Linked DNA regions of Homo sapiens: region 1 is linked to region 2. A link is an interaction called in ENCODE POLR2A ChIA-PET data of the cell type or tissue named here. Cell type or tissue: K562. All regions are shown on one strand. Links, peaks and the distances in the headings refer to the core of each region. The heading gives the core; the rest is flanking DNA. Region 1 overlaps LOC105378657 (a long non-coding RNA gene). Region 2 overlaps MIR3659HG (MIR3659 host gene).

Region 1 (10,350 bases), core at 2,917-6,916, 400 kb before region 2:
CAGCATGGACTCTATTCTGGGGGCTGAGCCTGCTCAGGGTCACCTGCACAGAAGTGGGTGAGATGTCCCGGGGCCATCCACAATGGCTCCTGACGGCCGCGGGAGGGACACAGATGCAGGCTAGCATGTAATTAGTGCCAAGAACGCAGCTCTCTGATCACTTTCCCTCAAGAACGTGCCTCTCTGGCTGAGAGGCAGATAATGGACAATCACAGAAGATCCTTGATTATGGCTTGATTAAGCTTATGGGAGCTCCAGACGGCTAATGCAATTGTGGCTTCCAAACCGTTCAGTGCAGGGCATTTCCATATGGACAGGGAATTAAATAAAGCTGTCCTGAACACTTTGCTGAGCTTGTGCCTCCAATGTCTGGCCGGATACAATCTTCCGCTTCAAGTGACCTCGACAGAGACTATAGGGAGTGGTCATGACCCAGGATGAGAAGGCCAGCTTCCTCCTTAATTACTGTCACATTTCCCCTTTAGGGCTCCTGACCTGCCTGGCATTAGCTTTTTGCTCCCTTTCCTGGAGCCAGGGATCCACTCCCCGCCCCCAGCCCCTAGTCAGCACCACAGCTTCAGCCTCGGCTTTTCCAGAAGCCTTGACTTTCAGTAAGCAAAGGACTGTGCTGAACACGGTTTCCGGTGAGATGATTCACACTGGTCTGGTGGAGACAATCAAGGGAAAAGCAGGGGATGGCGCATAAGTCTCAGGTCAGGGTTTCTGGGGGTTGTCCCTGGGCTGCTAAGCCAATCTTCCCCTTTCTGGACCCCAGGCTCTCCTCTCTGCCACAGCAGGGAGATGGGCTACATGATTTCTAAAGTCTAGGGATTACACCAGTTACCCTCATCAGTGAAAGCAATGATTTGAGTGAAATAGGATGTTAACATGACTTTCCTCCTATCTTGAAATAGCAGGAATATTGGATGGAAATAGATGGAAACAGTTGCTACCAGATAAACTCTCTGGGGCTTCCAGAAAATGAGCCAAACTGACCCGTCTTTTCCCTGTTGCCCATCCTCAGTCCATATAGACAGAAGAACTAGAGAGTAGATTGAAGGCAGAAATTGAGAGGTATATGAGCCATTGGCTTGATAAGGAGAGCTGTGCCTTTTCCTTTCCTGCCCCATGGTGAAAATAAGAGGAGTGGGTATCCTCATTCCCCAAGCCAAGTAACAGGTTTCCAAGAGGGCCGCTCAGAGCGTGAAATGCCTGCACAAGTGCAGACAGGCATCTCACTCTTCAACTGGACAACTGCTGAGCTGCAGAAGCTTCCAAGCCTACCCAGTGATGGCCGGGAGTGAAGCAGAGTGGGAGAGTGCTTGGAGAGCTTGGCATGCGTTCCTTGGCACGTGAATATAGAAACTGGTGACTGGGGAATTCTGAAGGCAAGTAGTAATTGGAGTCATTTGCAATTGTGAGGGCAAAGGTAGGACAGCAGATGAGCAGCCTGTATGTCACTGTGGAGCATGGCAAAGGCACGTGAGTATCTCAGGAGGGAAGTGGTTGCTATGGAGGACAGCTCGGTTTAGGCAGTTCTAGGTGGTGAGGACGTTCCACCTTCCAGGCAGGAGGACTCCTTTAGTGCAGATCCTGGGGTAAGAGGAAAGTTGCAAGAGGTCAGCCAGAGGGCACATTGCTCATATCAGGAGACCATGGAGGGTGGACGTCCCAGTAGAAACTTCCCAGTGAGAGAGCCAGCATTTGAAGGCCTGTCACATTAAGAGCATTAATGCTAACCAGCATTGGCCAAGAGAGGACTGTAGGACTAGTTAAAGATAAGACTCACTCTTTCCTTATAATCCCTACTTCTCTTGCCTCTATTCTAGAGTAGCCAAGAACAGCAGTGGGATGAGGATAAAAAAGGGAAAAGCAAGGAAAGAGTAGGCCACACCCCCTTCTCTATGTCCAGTAAGCCACACCCCCTTCTCTATGTCCAGTAGGCCACACTCCCTTCTCTGTCAGTAGGCGACACCCCGTTCTCTATGTCCCGTAGGCCACATCCTCTTCTCTATGTCAGTAGGCCACATCCCTTTCTCCTTGTCCAGTAGACCACATCCCTTTCTCCTTGTCCAATAGACCACATCCCTTTCTCCTTGTCCAATAGGCCACGCCCCCTTTCCTTGTCCAGTAGGCCATGCCCCCTTCTCCTTGTCCAGTAGGCCATGCCCTCTTCTCCTGGTCCAGTAGGCCACGCCTCCTTCTCCTGGTCCAGTAGGCCACACCCCCTTCTCAGCCCCAGGGATGAGTCCTGAGCCTGGCAAAGTGAAGTGGCTTTGAATCATATGCAAGACAGAAGTTTCAATTTGGGCAATTTTTATTTGGATACTTTGGCCTTTTTAATACATGGAAGTAAGTTTTAACTACCTCAACAGAGAACATTCTCATGACTGCAAGTGAGAAGAAAGCTCTGAGTTCTCCCCAAGATGGCATGGCGGGGCAGGGAGGAGCATGTTTGAAGGCAGTGGTTGTTTCCCATTTATAAGCCATCAAGCTCAGACCATGCAACATGCAGTTTTCATAACGAATTCTCTGGTTCAGTCTGCCACCATAGATGTCTTTGGTTTAGCACTGGAAATGAAAAGGTGAAAAACACTAGATTCGCACCTTATGCTGAGCAAATATTGTCTTGAGGATGCAGACCACATTTTCTTGGCCCCCAGTCAACCTTCCCTGCTCCTCGGGGTTGGAAGCCTGTGTTCTGGCTCTCATGTCCATCATGTGCCATCCCTATCCCAGCACTTCCCTGTTGGATTGAACCCGCGTGTCTGCTCTGTCCTCCTCTGGACAGCGTGTCTCCAAATCATCCCCATCACAGCACTTCCTTGGTGGATTGCACTTGTGTGTCTGCTCTGTCCTACTCTGGACACTGTGCCTCCAAAAGCAGAGGCTGTATCTGTAATGCTCGGTCTACAGTAGCCCTCGACGCATGCAGTTGATGAATATGTGTCTGCCGCTGATCTTACCTTCTTCTTGGTCTAGAGTTGGGGACCTCTGTTTTCTCATCTGTAAAATGGTGTATCCGGCTGGCTGATTTTAAGGGCCCTTCTAGGTCCAGAAACCTTGGACTAACAGCATGGGGTTCTCTGGTCATTCCCACCCTGGGAAACATTCTGACAACCAGTTGTTTGCTGAGTGTTCAGGGCTGGATTATCTTGAGGGAAAGGCCTGAGACAGTAGCAAGGACAACTCACCTTTGTGCCGGCCACATATTGTGAAATCTGTTTTGTCTTGGAATACAGCAGGGCATATGCTGGGTCACCGTAGAGGGACTGGCAGATGGAGAAGGGCAAGGAGGGAGAACCTGAGTAGCCACCCCTCCCCTTCACCCTGCCTGATACACTCTGCAGGTGGAAGAGAGGGCTATGGCAGCTGTCAAAGTCTCAGCCTCTGATCTGAATTAACCTGGGACCACAGTCCCTGGGAGACAGAGTAGCGTGGTAAAAACAAGCTGGACTCGGCCGGGCGCGGTGGCTCACGCCTGTGATCACAGCACTTTGGGAGGCCGAGGTGAGTGATCACAAGGTCAGGAGTTCGAGAAGAGCCTGGCCAATATGGTGAAACCCCGTCTCTACTAAAAATACAAAAATTATCCAGCGTGGTGGCGGGCGCCTGTAGTCCCAGCTACTTGGAGGCTGAGACAGAATTGCTTGAACCCAGTAGGCGGAGGTTGCAGTGAGCCAAGATCGCACCATTGCACCCAGCCTTGGTAACAGAGAGAGACTCCATCTCAAAAAACAATAACAAAGCAACACGCACAAAAAAACAAGCTGGACTCCAGTCTAAGAGTTTTGTGGTAGTAGATAGGACTCCAGAAAAACAAACAAACAAAAAAAACCCCGAAAGCCGAGGGAGCAGGGCATCAGCTCAGCCAGAAACTGGGAAACAAAGTCAAGGTCTGACTAACATGGCGATGTTGGTGCTGCATCACAAAGAATTCCATCTAGCCAAGAATTGGCTAGAGTTGAAGTTCCTCCTCCCTGAGGTCAGGATGAGACCTCCTAAAGGGGGGCAGAGATGCCGAGGGCACACTGAGGGTTAGCAGGGTCCTAAAAGTACATGGAAGGATCAGGAATCAGGCTTGACAACCCCCAGCCCCACCCGCTTTCCAGACTTCCCTGTGCTCCTTGTGCGTGCTTCACTTGTAAAGGGGAAGCACTGTGATTTGTATGTTTTGCCCACAGAAGTACAGAGCTCATGTCATACAAGGGGAATAGGCAGTGATTGCCGTAGCATTGGATCTGAAATTTTTCCAGGATGTAGGGGTTGCTTGCTCAGTGAGTCTGTAAGGGCTTCATGAAGTCAGGGAGGGGCCAGATAGAGGGTTTTCGTGAGCCTCTAAACCACTGGATCCCCCTATCCTCTCTCTAATCCTCTCTACACACACTCTCTCTCACACAAATATACCAATCTTCTTGATAGAAACACACTGAATTTGTAGGATTACATATGGAATTTATAGGAAATTTTAGATGTAATTTATATAATTACAGTCATGGAAGCTGATCATTTCAGAGTGCAAGGACCTCCTGTCTCCTCTCCTTGCACACAGTCAGGATATTTACAACCAGCACCGTCTCTAGGGCCCCTGCCTGGGGGAGGGGAGCATTTCACCATGAATAGAGGAGTGTGTGGATTGGCATGGGAGAGCTCTCAGCCTGAAAGGATGGAGGATGACTAGGGAGGAGAGGGAAGGGTGAAAGAGTAGAGCTGCCATTCCCACCTCAGCTGTCAACTTGGGACTGTGTGACTCTCTTGAAGTGTGACTTTGCAGAGAAATTCAGACCCCCGCCAGCGGGACAGCTGGCTCCAGTCCTTCCCACACAGTGATGACTCAGGCAGGCTGGCCTCTCTGGAGGCAGCTTTTTCATAGCTTGCTAAAAGAATGTTGTGTCCTAGTCTGATTTCTTTGGGGTCTAACCAAGGTCCTCTTAGGAATGCACCAGTGATTCTAATTCAGGTTTCCTTGGGGTGTCTCTGTTTATCCTGGTGACAGGAGGTGGCTGTTTCAGCAAAAAAAAAAAAAAAAAAAAAAAAAATCCCAGTGACTAGGCTGGGCCAGCACATGGGAGAAATATTCTACTTTCCAACAAAAGGAGCCTCTGAAGCATCTTAGTGCTTTTAAATTATAGAATTAAGCAAATTTATGGCAGAAAAATAAACATTAAACTTAGCTTTATTTTTGGTCTGTTTTGTTTGCAAGGAATAACCCCTGTCAAACCATCAGAAAGAAGCACGGGGAGCATTGGAAGGAGACCCTCAGCGGTACCTGGGGATTCAAAAGTAGGGCTCTCCTAGGGACCCGTGGCTGACAGCTCAGCTTCCCTGAGGCCGGAGCTGCAGGGAGTTTTAAGTTGAAGGGAGATCTGGGGGCCTCAGAGGCAGCTGTCCGTGGGCCTTCTCTACTGTACTATTGTGGCCCAGGGTTGTGGCTTGAATTGTGTTTCCAGAAAGATATGTTGAAGTCCTTACTCTCAGTACCTATGAATATCAACTTATTCAGACATAGGGTCTTGGCAGAGTTAATCAATCTAAAATGAGGTCATACTGCATTTGCGTGGCCCCTAAATCCTATCACTGGTGTCCTTATATGAAAAGACACAGAGGGAAGATGGTCACATGAGGCTGGAGGCAGGTAATGGAATGATGCTGTCACAAGCCAAGGAACACCAAGCATTGCCAGCAGACTCCAGAGGCCAGGAGGCAAGGAAAGCGTCTTCCCTAGGGCCTTCAGAGGGAGCACAGCCCCACTGCACCTTGGTTTTGAACTTCCAGCCTCCAGAACTATGAGAGAAGATGTTTGTCTTGTTCTAAGGCACCCAATGTGTGCTCATGTGTCCTGGCTGCCCCAGGAAGTGAACACACCCAGCTGTGCACCATGTTCCTGCTAGCAATGGCAGCCTCTCTCTTTGTTTCTTGTTCAAATTCTTTTTTTTTCTTTTCCCCCAAGATGGAATTTCACTCTGCCACCTAGGCCAGAGTGTAGTGGCACGATCTCGGCTCACTGCAGCCTCTGCCTCCTGGGTTCTAGCAATTCTCCTGCCTCAGCCTCCCAAGTAGCTGGGACTACAGGTGCCCACCACCATGCCCAGCTAATTTTGTGTATTTTTAATAGAGACAGGGTTTCACCGTGTTAGCCAGGATGGTCTTGAACTCCTGATTTCACGTGATTGGCTGGCCTCAGCCTCTCAAAGTGCTGGGATTACAGGCGTGAGCCACCACGCCCAGCCCTGTTCAAATTCTTGATACAGAGGGGATCTGGTCCTGGTCATCTTTTGTGGCTGACCTGTGGACCAGCTGCCCTTGATGGTTCAGGGGCTGCCTTAGGCCAATTGGCTGTAACGGAATGTGGTGGGGTCACTTGGCACAAAGCAAGACTTCTTGAGCTCAAAAGGCCGGCAGAGGTCAAGCATCCTAAACATGTCCAGCAGACCCAGGCACCTTGGTCCGGGCCCACTGGGAGGTTTTGTGGAGCTGTGATCCTCCTGTAGAGTTCTTTCATATTCTTCCCTTTCCCCTCTCCACGCATCCACCTAGCTCCTACTTTTGACTGCTAATGAATGGCTAAAGAAAAAAAGTAGGTCCTTTTTTTTTTTTCTTTTTTTAAATGGACGTTCTGTAGAAAGTACAGGCACTTAAGTCCTGGATTAAGATTCACGAGTCCTGAGTTGAAAGCTAGGTTTTTGTTACTTACCAGCTATGTGACCATGACACTGGGCAGACCTTTTCACTTCTCTGAGCTTCGGATCCCTAGCTGTGAAATGGAGCCAATGTCACTGGCCTGCTAAGAATGTGATCAAATAAGAAAATGGATGTGAATATTCTTTGATCTTGTTAAAGCTCCAAGTCCACAGGGAATGCTTTAGGCAAGAAGCCGCCCCCCAGTTAGGGTGGGCTCCATGCAGAAGCTGGGCTGTGGAAACTGAGGGGCAGGCTCAGGGACAGAGTGCCTGCTGGCTGCCTGCTTTTCCTTTGTCTTTTTCGATAATGCTAATTTGGTTACTCTTAGTAACAGCTATTCCCCATTACTATTACTCATTCTGGGCTCTGAATCATTCTGATGGATACAACTTGACATCAACCAATTTGCCTAATTCATCACCTTTGCATTTCTTTAATACTAAAGACAAAGTAGGAAGGTTTTCCAACTGGCTTTGTGATTTTCTTTTCTCCTATCCTCCAGCATCAATGGGGGATGCAGAAAAGACTCCCTCTGAAGGGCTGCTGGGTGGAGAATTCAGCTGGCCAGGAATTCTGAAGTTAAAACCCACTCACTACGTGGTCTTTAGTAAGTTCAGGATGACCATGGCTTTGCTCGTCCTTGTCTCCATAGCCCCCAGGGCTGGTCGTTGGACAATCATTCATTTTCTATCTGGGATTAAGCCCAGCCCAGCCGGGACTGAGAGTGTTCCCCACCCAGCTTCCCTGCACTTGTGTACGCTCAGCCATGGCCTAAAATGCGGAGTTCTCATTTCGAGGCTCAGGACTGATTTCTCCCGCCCTCAATGTGGGGAGGTCCTGAGTCCACTCATTCTTTCAAGTCCTGCCCAGCCACCTTCTCCATGGAGAAGGAATCTCCTGCTCGGAATTTCTACATCCCTTCTCCTGTTCCTTTATGATGAGCCGTAATCCTTTCACATTACAAAATCAAAATGCAGAAGCATGTAAGGTAAAGGGTGATGTTTTCCCCATTCTTCTTCTCCAGTGTCCTCCTCTCCCCAGCACCTCCTTGTGTAAGCAATGTTTTGTTTTGTTTGCATCTTCCAATGTCTTTCTTTGTGTTCACACTAACATATTCATTTATATATTCATACATAAAGGGGTTTTCTACTAATATTTAAATGTGCTCTCATTGCACATACACAATTACCTTTCTTAACTTAATAATATATTATGGGCATTCCTCCATGCCAATTCACATATATCTTTCGTTTAAATGGCTTCATAATGTTCTATACATTTATTCAAATCTTTCCCTGTTGTCTTCCGGTCCGTAATCTTCATACACACATCTTTTTATAGTGATGTTTTAGTTTCTGTAGGAAAGAGTCACAAATGTGTGATTTCTGGGCCAAAGGATATAATATGCTTAATTCTTATAGTTACTAGCAGATTACTTTCCAGATAGGATGTGGGGATATAGCTCATCAGTGAAGTATAGGAATGCCTGTTTCCTCACACCTTCACCAGCTTTTAGATGCTAAATATAAATATTTTGCATTTTTTTTTACTATCTGCTGGGTGACAAATGGCATTTTAGTGTTTTAATTTCCATTTTCTTAAATACAGGTGAATTTGAACATCTTTTTATATTTCTTGGCCATTTGCATTTTTCTGTAAATTCCTTGTCAAATCTTTTGCCCATTTTTAATTGCATCCTTTAAATATTACAGTCTCAGGCCGGGCGCAGTGGCTCACGCCTGTAATCCCAGCACTTTGGGAGACCAAAGCGGGGGGATCACTGGAGGTCAGGAGTTCGAGACCAGCCTGGCCAACATGGTGAAACGCTGTCTCTACCAAAAATACAAAAATTAGCTGGGCATGGTGGCACATGCCTGTAGTCCCAGCTACTTGGGAGGCTGAAACAGGAGAATTGCTTGAAACTAGGAGGTGGAGGTTGCAGTGAGCTGAGATCACACCACTGCATTCCATCCTGGGCAACAGAGCAAGACTCTGTCTCAAAATAAACAAATAAATAAATAAAATAAAAAATAAAAAAATAAGTACGATGGTCTCCTTGTACTTGTCCAACATAACTTCTGTCCATAATAACAGCTAATATTGGTATCGCATATAAAGCATTTTTCACATACATTAGCTCATTAAGTCACTACTATGATTTTACAAGGAACATATTATTTTTAGTTTTAGGAAACTGAAGCCCAAAGGCTTGCTCAGGCTACGTAGTCTACTGCTGCTGAGCTGAGGCTCCAGCTGCCTTCCACAGCCCCATGGGAAGGATCCATGGGTGACTTTTCTCTCCCATTTGGTGCCTTGCACAGACCTTACACCAGGGAATGGACGTAAAATGAGTAGAATGACATATGATGGATGGATTAATGAATCAGAAGATGGAGAGAATGATGGATAGATTAAAAGATGGCAGTTTGGAACAACTTCCCAATATATACCCCTCCCCAACAATATGTGTCTTCTGGATTTCTGCTCAAAATGCCCTTCTCATTCTTCATTATCATTGCCAAGCAGTCTTTTCATAGGCATCTGACCTTGCTATAGTCCTTGACTTCTCGTGTATGAGGAGGGTCTGTCTCAAGCATGGAAAACAGCCCTTTGCCTCAGGTAGGTAACGTGAAGAGTGACACAGAGTGGAAGAGCATAACACAGCAGTTCTCAGCTAGAGGTGATTTTGGTCCCCCTTCCCCAGGGGACATTTGACAATGTCTGGAGACATTTTTGATGTCACAACTTGGGGAGGAGGTGCTACTGGCATCTGGTAGGCAGAGGCCAAGGATGCTGCTAGACATCCTACAAGGCACAGGGCAGTGCCCACAACAAAGAATTCCTTGGCCCCAAATGCCAAGAGTACTGCTGTTGAGAAGCCCTGGCTTAAAGCGGCAGCAAGCCCCTTAGTGACAGCGTGATAAGAAGGAAGGATGTAGGATTTGTAAACTCAAGGGACTTGCCTCTGAGCATTAAGGGGCCTGTATGATTTTGAGCACTGATCCTTTCTCAGCCTCAGTTTTCTCAAGTGAAAATGTGGATAATCTCATCTTCCATGAGAGACTATTGTAAATATTAAGCAGAAGGATGTATGTGAAAGGCTGCTAGGTACATGTGGGAGATATTGATTGTCATCAGGAAGCATTTGAGAAAGGTATCTTATTTATCTGGGCGTGAATTTGGGGGAGCTCAGCCTGTACTCTCTTGGTTTCTCGACTGACTGTGTGTGGGTTCTTTGGATGTGAAAATGCAGGTGTTTGTGGCTTGGAGTCTGAAAAACTAGCTGAATGCTAATCTCCCAGCGTCCTTGTTTGCTCCTCTGGAAACTTTGCTGGGGGACAGCTAATCGATGGGGGGAAATGATGACTCCTGCATTGTGCACATACTAACTGGCAGCCCTGGAGCCCAGACCCGGGACTTGGGAACATGCTTTTGCTTTTGAAGGAAGGCTGGGCAGGGAACTGTAATGGAATTTCTAATTCTGGATCTGGTTAGTTGAGAGCAAGATCAGATCTACTTGATGTAGCAGACCAAGGTAGCAGATGGAAGAAGGGGAGCCAAATGGCCAAATTAGGGGATGAAAAATCAAAGAAAATGAAAAGGAACGAGAAAAGACAGCGGGAGGAGGTCCTGAGGAATTGGGCAGCCTGAGAGCCAAAGCCCAGAAAG
Region 2 (10,350 bases), core at 5,114-9,113:
ATTAGCTGAGGCCAGGCACGATGGCTCATGCCTGTAATCCCAGCACTTTGGGAGGCCAAGGCGGGCGGATCACCTGAGGTCAGGAATTCCAGACCAGACTGGCCAACATGGTGAAATCCCATCTCTACTAAAAATAAAAATAAAAAAATTAGCTGGACCTTGTGGTGGGCGCCTGTAATCCCAGCTACTTGGGAGGCTGAGGTAGGAGAATTGCTTGAACCCAGGAGGCGGAGGTTGCAGTGAGCCGAGATCACACCACTGCACTCCAGCCTGCGCAACAGAGCGAGACTCCGTCTCAAAAAAAAAAAAAATTAGTTGAAATGTAAGGACAAACTATTTGTAGGCTGGTGTGGTGGCCCATGCCTATATTCCCAACACTTTGGGAGGCCCGGGTGGGAAAATCGCTTGAGCCTAGGAGTTCAAGACCAGCCTGGGTAACATAATGAGGCCCTATCTCTACAAAACATCTTTTTTTAAAATAGCTGGGTGTGGTAGCATGCACCTGTAGTCCCCAGCTACTCAGGAGGCTCAGGTGGGAGGATCGCTTGAGCCCAGGAGGTCAAGGCTGCAGTCAACTGTGATCACGTCACTGCACTCCAGCCTGGGCAACAGAGCGAGACCCTGTCTCAAAACACACACACACACAACTATTTGTATTGTATTCCTGGGTTAAAGTTAAGTATAGCTAAGACAGTTTAAGCAAATTGCCCCTGGTCACACAGCTGGTAAGAGGCAGCACCTACACTCAGAATCAGGTCTGCCTGGCTCCAAGCCCATGATCTGAACTACTGTGGTACTCTATTTTCATTTTACAGATGGGGAAAACTGAAGCACTGGGAGGTTTGCCAGGAGCCAGAACAGGGACTTGAGCAGGTCTCCAAGCTGTAAAACCAGCGCTCCTTTCCCTATACCTCAGGCCCCACCCACGCTCCCCCCAAAGCATAGCCTGATACAAAAATCCTCCTGCGGCATTTCTGAGAGCAGCTACTCTGCCTTTACTCAATTCCTCCAGAGTCAGGGAGCTTAGTCTCTGACAAGGTGGTCCTTAGAATGGGGAACCCGAACACTGGCTCCCTAAAATGTCCATGGCTTGATCTGAACTCTGCTCCTTCAGGTCACAAAGAGTTTATCTACTCCCTGGGACCCAGGACAGCCCTGCAGACAAGAGGCAGAAGCTGCAATCTCAATGTCCATCAGTAGATTTTAAAGAAATTACAGTGCATCAACACAATGAATACTGTACAGCCATTTCAAAAGGGTAAAGTGGATAAGATGTATTAAAAAATAGACACACATCCAAAAACATTGTTAATTTAAAAAAACAAGTTACAGGCCGGGTGCGGTGTCTCACGCCTGTAATCCCAGCACTTTGGGAGGCCAAAGCAGGCGGATCACCTGAGGTCACATGTTCGAGACTAGCCTGGCCAACGTGGTAAAATCCTATCTCTACTAAAAACACAAAAATTAGCCGGTGTGGTGGCAGGCACCTGTAATCCCAGCTACTCGGGAGGCTGAGGCAGGAGAATTGCTTGAATCCAGGAGGTGGAGGTTGAAGTGAGCCAAGATTGCGCCACTGCACTCCACCCTGGGCAGCAGAGCAACACTCCGTCTCGACAACAACAACAAAAAAGAACAAGTTACAAAACACTATAAAACACTATATGCACTGTGGTCCCATCTTCTGCCAAAAGAATTCATATCTCTATCTATCTATATATCTGTACATAATAGATCCACAGATAACGATATAGATTACTACCTGGATAACCCTGGCAAGTTTGAGTTCAACTCTCTGAGCCTCAGTTTCTTCATTTGTAAAATGGGAATAATAGTTGCAGCTAACCCATAATGTTTTTGTGAGGATGCAATGCGTAAATTCAGGTAGAAGCATTTAGCACAGTACCTGCACATCATAAACCCTCAATAAACCTAAGCTACTATTATTAAGTACTGTGTGTCCACACAAAAAAAAGGTCTGGAAAGATATAGCCACCAGGAGTAGTTATGAGGAATGAGGCAGAGAGGCTGATGGAGGACTTCCATTTTCTATTTTGTATACTACTTTTCTAGTGTTTACAAATGAGCTTGTATTGTTTTTATCATCAGCAAAAACATAAAGATATTCCTATTTGGTGGAATAAAAGACACAAAAGCAGAGACCATGTCCTCGGAACATTCACTTCTCAGCTACCTCTTCATGGTTCCACATGCCCCCCTATTCTGGCCTTTCTCCCCATACACATTCCTAGGGATCCATGTCCCTCTGAAGCTGGCCAGGTGCCAGGGTGTCCTGACCAGTGAGAGCACCTTGCTCTGGATACAACGTTGATATTGATAAAACTTTTTGTGACTTTCTCTCTCTGGCAAGACGAGCATACCTAGGAACCCTGTAACTTCTCCATTCGTGCTGAGCCAGGCCTCTATTCTCCCACCTGCCCCCAAGGAGTTGGGTTTGGTCCCAGGTCAAGGTCCTGACATTTGCCCGACACAGTCCTCCTTATTAGACTTAGTCCCATCCCTGCAGCCCACAGAGAGGCTATTATGTCTGGATTCATTGCTGCCCCCTGACCTTCACTTCACTTCACCGATAAAGAACCTTGGGCAGGACAAGCCTCCACCAGGCTCTTGTCCAGGGCACTCTGGGTCCATTACCCAGCGCTTTTGGCTACAGTCAACCAACCAGGTATGAAAAAGACATGCCCTCTTCTCTGAAGCCCACTTCTTCTGAGACTGCAAACCAGTGTCTACAGTATCCCTCTAAGCCCTCATTTTTAAAAAAGAAGGAAATGAGATCACAGGGGCACAACCTATGGTCATTCAACAGGCATTCTTTATTGGTGAGTACTATAGACCGGGAATTGAGCTGGGTGCTGGGGGATAGAGGTGAAGCAGATCCAGTCCCGGAGCCCCAGAGCTCACAGTCCTATGGGAGAGACAGACACACAAAGAATTAATGACAATATAGGCCTGTAAATGCTAATGCACAAATGGACTGTGGAAGCAGGACAGAGGCTGTGGCTTAGTCTAGAGGGGAAAACTTCCCAGGGCTGGTGACCCTTGTGCTGGGATTTGAAGAATGTAAAGCAGAGATGGTGGACATTCCCAGGAGAGGGAACCATGTGTGTGGAGATAAGGGGTCTCGGAGGGCCCCGTGTGTTTGCAGGAACAGAGCTCAGTGTTGCTGGATTCAGAGGGTCAGCAGAGACAGGATTACCAGGGACTTTGGGCCTGATGATGTACATAACAGGGAGCAATAGAAGTGTTCTCAGGAAAATTAGCCAGGTGTGGTGGTGGGTGCCTGTAGTCCCAGCTACCCGGGAGGCTGAGGCAGGAGAATAGCTTGAACCCGGGAGGCGGAGGTTGCAGTGAGCCAAGATTGCACCACTGCACTCCAGCCTGGGCAACAGCGTGAGACTCTGTCTCAAAAAATAAATAAATAAATAAATAAATAAATAAATAAATAAATAAATAGAAGGGTTCTCAGGAGCCAAGTGCAAAGTGACATGTCCAAATTGTGTCTTAGTGGGAACACTGTGACCTGACTCAAGTACCTAGATGAGGGATTGGAGAAAGGGAGAATCATCCTAGACCGGTCACTGGATTTTATAACCTATCGATCCCCTCATGCGTTCTTTTGACTTTGGTTTCCCAGAGCCACTGGGGTTGTAGGCTTTGTCCAGTGCTCGAGGTACCCAGAGCAACCAGGCCAATGGACCTACAATTGAAGGTAAACTGAGGCATTCCACCTAAGATCCCGTTCCTCGGTAGAAAGGAGAACAGGGACATGAGCCCTGCACACACTCTGTGTTCAGCCACAAACCAAAGTTGAGGCTCAGGGGTGATTTTATCTGCAATGACAAGTCCATCCCCAGGCTCAGACAGGTATTGTTCCAGGCCCAGCAGACGTCCCCAAGTTAAACACACATCCAGGGCTCAAACAGACATTGCCCCCAGGCCAGGAAGATGATGTACCAGGCCCAGACAGATGTTGTGCCAGGTTCAAACACATGTCCTGAGCTCAGACAGAAGCTGTCCCAGGGCCAGATAATGTGCTGGGCTCAGCCAGGTGTCCCAGCCTCAAACAGATGTTGTCCCTAGCCTAGGCAGATGCTACCCTAAGCTCAGACAGATGTCTGCCACGAGAGATATATAAAGATGCTGAGAGGTCCCTGGGAAAATATAATTCCTAAATCCTCCTTCACCACTTCCACCCTCCACCTGCTACCCCCCAAGAAAGCTGAGAAAGGTCAGCAATGAGCCCAGACAACTCTCCCCAGACCTTCCCACCTTGCAAAAGCCAAGTAGTTGTATCATTCCATTCTTCCCCCTGACTACAAGCTAGACTACTACATTGGAGGCGTGGGGAGACATACAGTGGGATGATGAACGAGGCACATGTACAGGAGTACAGGGCACCTGTGCCATCTGGGGAGTAGCAAACGGTGATGCCCAGGCTAGCCAAGCTGACCCTATATTGGGAGAGGGAGGTGGGGGTGGTTAGAGGAAAATGTGGGTTGATGTAAGGACCAGGCCCATTAAATCCCACCTCAAACCTCACACTCTGTGACTAGAGGGGAAGGGAAAGTCCTGTGACCTCATCCCCGTACACACATGCTCTGCTCAACACCCAGGGAATATGATTACTGGGTCATGTGAAGGTAATTACTACTCCAAAGCTGGGCTGCATTAAGCTAGGGAGAAGGAGAGGAATAAGGAGGCTGATCCAGTGTGAACAGAGAATGGGGAGATGGTCCCATTTATCAGCTTGATCCTGGCTGGAAGAATAAGCTTCCTTCCCCAAGATCCCCCACAGGAGCGTCCAGGAACTGACAGCTTCCTGATAGGAGCGGCCACATCACTCTTATCCCTATTGGAAGCTAGAATTATGTGTACTGTGGCTATGCAGAGGTCAGGTTTCAGGAACTGCGGGTTTTGGAGGTTCCTGAGCCATGGGGTGGAGGCAGCCACTATACCTGAGACTGGGGAGTAAGAGGTGTTAACAGTGAGAGCCTGACCTCCCTATCTGCCCTAAGAGGTCTCCCACTTGGGCTCAGACTGAGTCTCTTCAAGAGGAGAGCTCCCCAAGCCACCAGGCAGCTAGCTCATGAATATGCAAATCAACCTTGAGCCACACCCCCCCAGCAGGTGCTGGTTGGGACTGCCCTCCTGTTCTACCTTCCTCCCCTAGGGAGCTACCCTGAGGCTGAGGAGGGTGAGATGTGGTCTCCCACCAGAGGGGAAGTACTCACACACACAATAAAACAGTATCCCAAAACACTCTCAAACGGAAGTACTGTCTGACACAATTACAAACCAAGTGTCTGACACTAATACAAACCAAGCAAAAGCACCCTAACACAAGCACATAAATGGGCATCTCTAAAGTAGAAACGTATGAATTCATGCAAGCATGCTAACATAAAGTCACCATATATACAAGCACACCAAGCCACCTACACACTATTATAAACATCATAACACATATAATCACAAGGGAACTGCCCTCCCTTCCTCCCACCCCACCCAAACTGCCTACTCCCACCCTTCAATTGGACTACAAAGTCAACCCAAGGCCCAGAAAGGTATCTCACTTTTCTAATGATGGTGACAAGGACTTAAATTATCATCCCCTGCTCCCACCCTATCCTGTGATGGTGAATTTTGCAGCCATCCGGATAAAAAGTATGTTTTAAAAAAAAGAAAGAAAGAAAGAAAGAAACTAAAGCCTAGCCCCAGCCTTTCAGAGTTGATTAATCCCCACTAATGATTTACCGATTTGCAGAGAGCGTGTTCTGCATAACCGGATTGTGGGCATTAACACCAGCTCAAAGGCTGACATTCTGCTAAAAATGAAAGTAAATTTCAAGAGCAATTGACCACCCCTAATTTGAATATTCTACTGACACTCTGGGAGGACCCCTACCCACACCCACAGCCTAGGGGCTGAGGCAGGAAAACAAAAATACAAGGAAAGATTCTTCCCAAAGAGATATTTCACCTTCTGTCCCTCCTTCCCTTCACCAAGACCTGAGATTAAATAAGTTAGATCGCTCCTTTCTCTTCTGCCAAAGGCAGCGACGGCCCTACTACTACTCCTCTCTTCTGCCTTGGGCTCTAAAGATTACAGGAAGGACAGAAGAACTGGACACCTGAAGGGGCTGAGCTTAGAGGGAGAGACGTAGGGGCTTTGAGGGCTCAGAAGGGTGAGCTCATCCTATGCGGGGAGAGCTTTAGGATGGTGGCAAGCACTACAAATCTGTCTAGATGGCACCCACCCTCGCCAAGGCAGTGGATCAATAAGATGACCCTGGCACCCTCCTAAGACTGGGAATTTATGACAGCTAGGACCCTGCCAGACTCTTCCAGTCAAAACCACATTGCAGCTCAGAATGCGCGGGCAGCAAGCCCCAGTGGGCGTGGTCCCTCCTGACACTCTTTAGCAAGAACTGGTTAGGGGAGCAGGCAGGTTCCACGCCTGCTCACACAGCCTCTTACCCACCCCAGATGGCCGGCCAGGGAGGGAAATCAAGCCACACTTTCCCTTTCCAAGTTTTCTTCAAGCAGTGATCTCACCCCCATCTTCTCAAGCAGCCAACAGAGACCATATTGCCCAACTTTCAGATGAGGATACAGAGGGTTAGGAGGCTGACACTGGCCCAAAATGAGGCCTGAGTCAGGGCCAAGATGGAACCCAGGACCCTTTACTGCCAAGCCAGGCCACTCTGAAAAGGCAAGATCCAGGGCATAAGGAGACTGCCAGGAGGGAAAGGAAGTGGCCCGCGAGTGCTGCCCCGGTCCAGCCAGCCTCAAAGACTCAAAGTCCATGCATGCGGGAGGCATCCTAAGATACACAGCCTGTCCGGCAGCACTTCCCATGGGCCCCATCTCTCCTCTTCATCTCTTAGCATTCCTGACTTGTGAGGAATCCAGGTGGAGCATCCTGGAGCCTGTCTTCCCCCAGCACTGAAAAGGCCTGAGGTCTGAAACTGCATCTGCTCTCAACCCATCCTGGACTCCTAACCAACTGACCAACTCACAGAAGAGAGCTCGGGGGCTCAGAGACCAAAGGGGGAAAGCAGCCAGACCCAGCTGCCTCCAGGAGACGCTGAGCAAGGCTCTTCCTCTTTCTCCTTCCCAAAGCTGTGCTCGGCGTGCCATTGTTAGGCCCCCTGACACCTGGGATGTGTGTCTGGAATACTGCCCTGTGTATGTGGCCGCCAGGGTGCTGATGACGACTGACTCGTGAGTATAGTTGTATTCTAGGTCCCACGTCTGTAACCCGGGGCTTTGCAGAAAGAGTATAAGGAGCTGGAGCTTGTGTAGCCTGTCCATCCCTGCAGAGCCTCCCTCCTACTCCCAGCCCCCCACAGCCCCCGGCTCAGAGACCCCCCACAGCGAGGGCCCCATCTGCTGGAGGCTCGGTGACCTGTGTCAAATGAGTAGGCGCTCGGTCACACTCCAGAGCCTGGAGGAGGCTGCTGTGCTCTGGGAAAGCCCAAGCAGCTCCTGCCTGGGGGCGGGCTGGGCAGAGGCCCCACTGGGGAGGGAGGCCCGGGAGACTCTGAAACTGGCGGCGGCCTGGCTGGGAGCTGCACTCCACAGAAAAGGAGAGTGGGAAAAAATATGAAAAGAAAAGCCTTGGGCCTAGCGCTGCAACCAAACCATGTGGACCAAACTCTGGGTTGGACACAGCCCTTTCCTCTGCTTTCTGATCCCCTGAGCGGATCTGTTATTTCTTACAGGGTGTGGGTAGATATGTCTGTGTGTCTCTGTGATGTGTGGGGTAAGCCTCTTTGTGCATCTGGGTGAGAGGGTGTGCATGGCTGGCTCCACGTGCTCTTGTGTGTGAGTATGATGGTATGCCTATGTGTGTGACTCGGCACACCAGCTGAGAGTCTCCATGTTTGTGGCCCCAAGAGCCTGTTAGGTTTCATGTATCTCTGTGTCAGCAAAGCAGTGCCTACTTCAGCCTATTTCAGCCTATGTGTGGGTTCTGTGTATCTCCCCATTTAGACACATGCCTGTATTTACCACTGGGTGTTGCTTTGTGTGACTATCAATATTCAGCCTAATGGTGCAAGTTTGTGTGTTCCTATTGTGAATCCGTACATTCAGTCCTGTGCTAAATTGCATGGTTGTATCTGTGTGTGTGTGTGTGTGTGTGTGTGTGTGTGTGCACACCTGTTCTCATGCCCACACCACTCTGTGTCTGCATGGGTCACGTGGATGTCTGACCTCTGTGTGTACACCCTGCCTACGTGTTGTGGGTCTGAGGATGAGTTCTCCCCAGGGCCTAAGAAGGTGGTGCTGCAGGACAAAGGGGTTGCTCAGCTGCAGATGTTTCTACCAGTGGCCATGTCTCAGCCCTAGTGTCCCACACAGAATCTTAAGAGTGATGTCAAGACTTCCTGGGGGAAACTTAACTCAAACACAAGAAAATTCTGACTCAAGACCAAACCCATATCCCTGTAGAAGGTCTAAAATTTCCAAAGCAGAGAAAAGAATTATATCTTTCCTGCTTCAAACTGCTTTCCAGCCCAGGCCAGCATCTAACATTTAAAGGGCACCTAAATTGCATGCCTTATTTCATCTGTGGAGCCTCAGAGCAATCCTGAAAAGCAGGCATTATTGTTCTCACTGTAAGATGCACAAACTTAGGCTCCAAGAGGCAATGTGGCTCACACAAAGTCACAGGGCTGCTAAAGGACATGGTGGGATTGGGACTTTGATTTGCTGGGTGACAAGCTGATAACCTAGAAGCCTCGCTACTGCTCTACTGCTGATGCCCCTCAATTCAGCACAGACATGGGAAGACGGTTTCAGGAGCCCCAGCAGGCCCTGGCCTGCCCTTGAGACCTACCAGAAACAGGGCCAAGGGCTCTCTTTGCTGTGCCAGCCAAAGCTGCTGCCTCCATAGACCCCCATCCCACGGTAATGAGGGGAATGATGAGTGAAAACTCACAGGTCCTGTGCCCTTGGACAAATTTTGGGTCCCTCATCTAGGCAATGAAGATAATAATCTCAGTGCTCTCTCACAGGGCTGAGAGGTACAGGTAAAAGTACTTGCTAAAACACTGTGCCTGTATGTATACCTATGTAACAAACCTGCACATTCTGTTCATGTATCCCAGAACTTAAAGTATAATTTAAAAAAAAAAAAAAAATCCGTGCCTGTTGGTCATTGTTCTTCCAGCCTCAGTGGCAATTCCAAAGGCTGGAAATCAAAACACCTGCCCGCTGTCCAGACTTCCTTCAACAGGAACTGAGACAGATTCACAGAATCACAGACCATGAGAGTGAGAAGTGCCAGAGAGGTCGACTGGTCCAAACCTCTGCAATCCCACGCTACAGGTGGAGAAACTGAGATTTAGTTAGAGAGGGGGAATGCCTTGCCTGTCACTGAACAGCAACAATGGAAACGACCAAAGTAAACACCTATCTGAGAGCTTTACACCCCCGTTGTCTCACATAACTATCTGACCTACCTTAGTGAGACAGGTGGGCTGCCTATAGTACTGTTATTCCCAACATACAGGAAGGAAAACCAAGAGCTAGGAAGGCTAGACCAGAGTTACTCTTGCCCAGGGAGATGATGGCAGCTCCAGGTTGAAAGCCCAAGCTTCAATATCACACAGGCCTGGTTAGGGCTGGCACGAGCATGGACTTCACTGCGGAATTCCCAGTCTTCCTCCTACCTCCCAGGCCTGGGAAAGGTGAAAGACCTGGGCTGCCTCAAGGTGACCATTCCCTGGGCCAGAGTCCAGGAAAGCCCAGTATCTCTAGCTCGGTTCAGACACAGAGCTCCATCGCAGCTCTTACAGCTAGGGTGGGACCACGGAGCCTGCTCAGGACAGTGGCCAATGGCAGGATAAGGGCCCTGCTCTGTCCCACTCCTTCCCTGGCTGGTCCTAGGGCATTCAGGGCCCACATGATCAAAGTCTGTGCCCAGGGTGACCCCTGTCACTGTCAACTCTGTCCCAGCCGCCCTGGATCGTTCCAATGGCAGCTGCCACCTGAGCCCCCAGCAACTTTTTTCAATCTAAGGATTTATTCCACAGACCTGATTTGCCCAGTGGGGCCCTAGGTGGGCCCCCAGCTCAGTTCTGTGATCTGGGACCCCAGGGCCCTGTAAGCTATAAATCCACTTGAGGCTAGATCCAGGAGAGAAAAGAGGGAGGACTGGCAGCTGAAGACTCCCTGGGACCCAAGCCTCGGTGTGGGGAAGAGGAGAAAACACAGCTCAGTACCCTCAGCCTGGGGCCCAAGGTCGGGTAAGAAGGCACAAAGGAACTGCAGTGAGGTCCGACTCCACTCAAGATCCTTCAGGGAGTCCTCAAGGGCTGGGGCGTG

The links. ChIA-PET counts read pairs that join two places held together with the same protein. Peaks named below come from ENCODE experiments on the same cell type or tissue, not always from the same donor. Only the 100,000 strongest peaks of a DNase experiment are listed, where the experiment ranks them.
Region 1: POLR2A ChIA-PET joins it to region 2 with 7 read pairs; 1 of 35 experiments calls an interaction of 5 or more read pairs at or near these places.

What each region holds. Positions count from the first base shown.
Region 1 is chr1:38,446,212-38,456,561 of GRCh38, reverse strand. The region is part of intron 2 of LOC105378657 (a long non-coding RNA gene); the gene reads left to right. Among named protein-coding and RNA genes, the nearest start is that of LINC01685, 24 kb to the left of the region's middle. RefSeq lists an enhancer at 3,514-4,015. In K562, for the core only: no CTCF peak of the experiment used is centred there; a DNase peak (open chromatin) is centred at 4,801; H3K27me3 peaks cover 3,408 bases.
Region 2 is chr1:38,048,082-38,058,431 of GRCh38, reverse strand. The region is part of intron 1 of MIR3659HG (MIR3659 host gene); the gene reads right to left. Among named protein-coding and RNA genes, the nearest start is that of MIR3659HG, 6.1 kb to the right of the region's middle. RefSeq lists a silencer at 5,004-5,063 and an enhancer at 10,335-10,350. In K562, for the core only: no CTCF peak of the experiment used is centred there; a DNase peak (open chromatin) is centred at 5,141; H3K27me3 peaks cover 408 bases.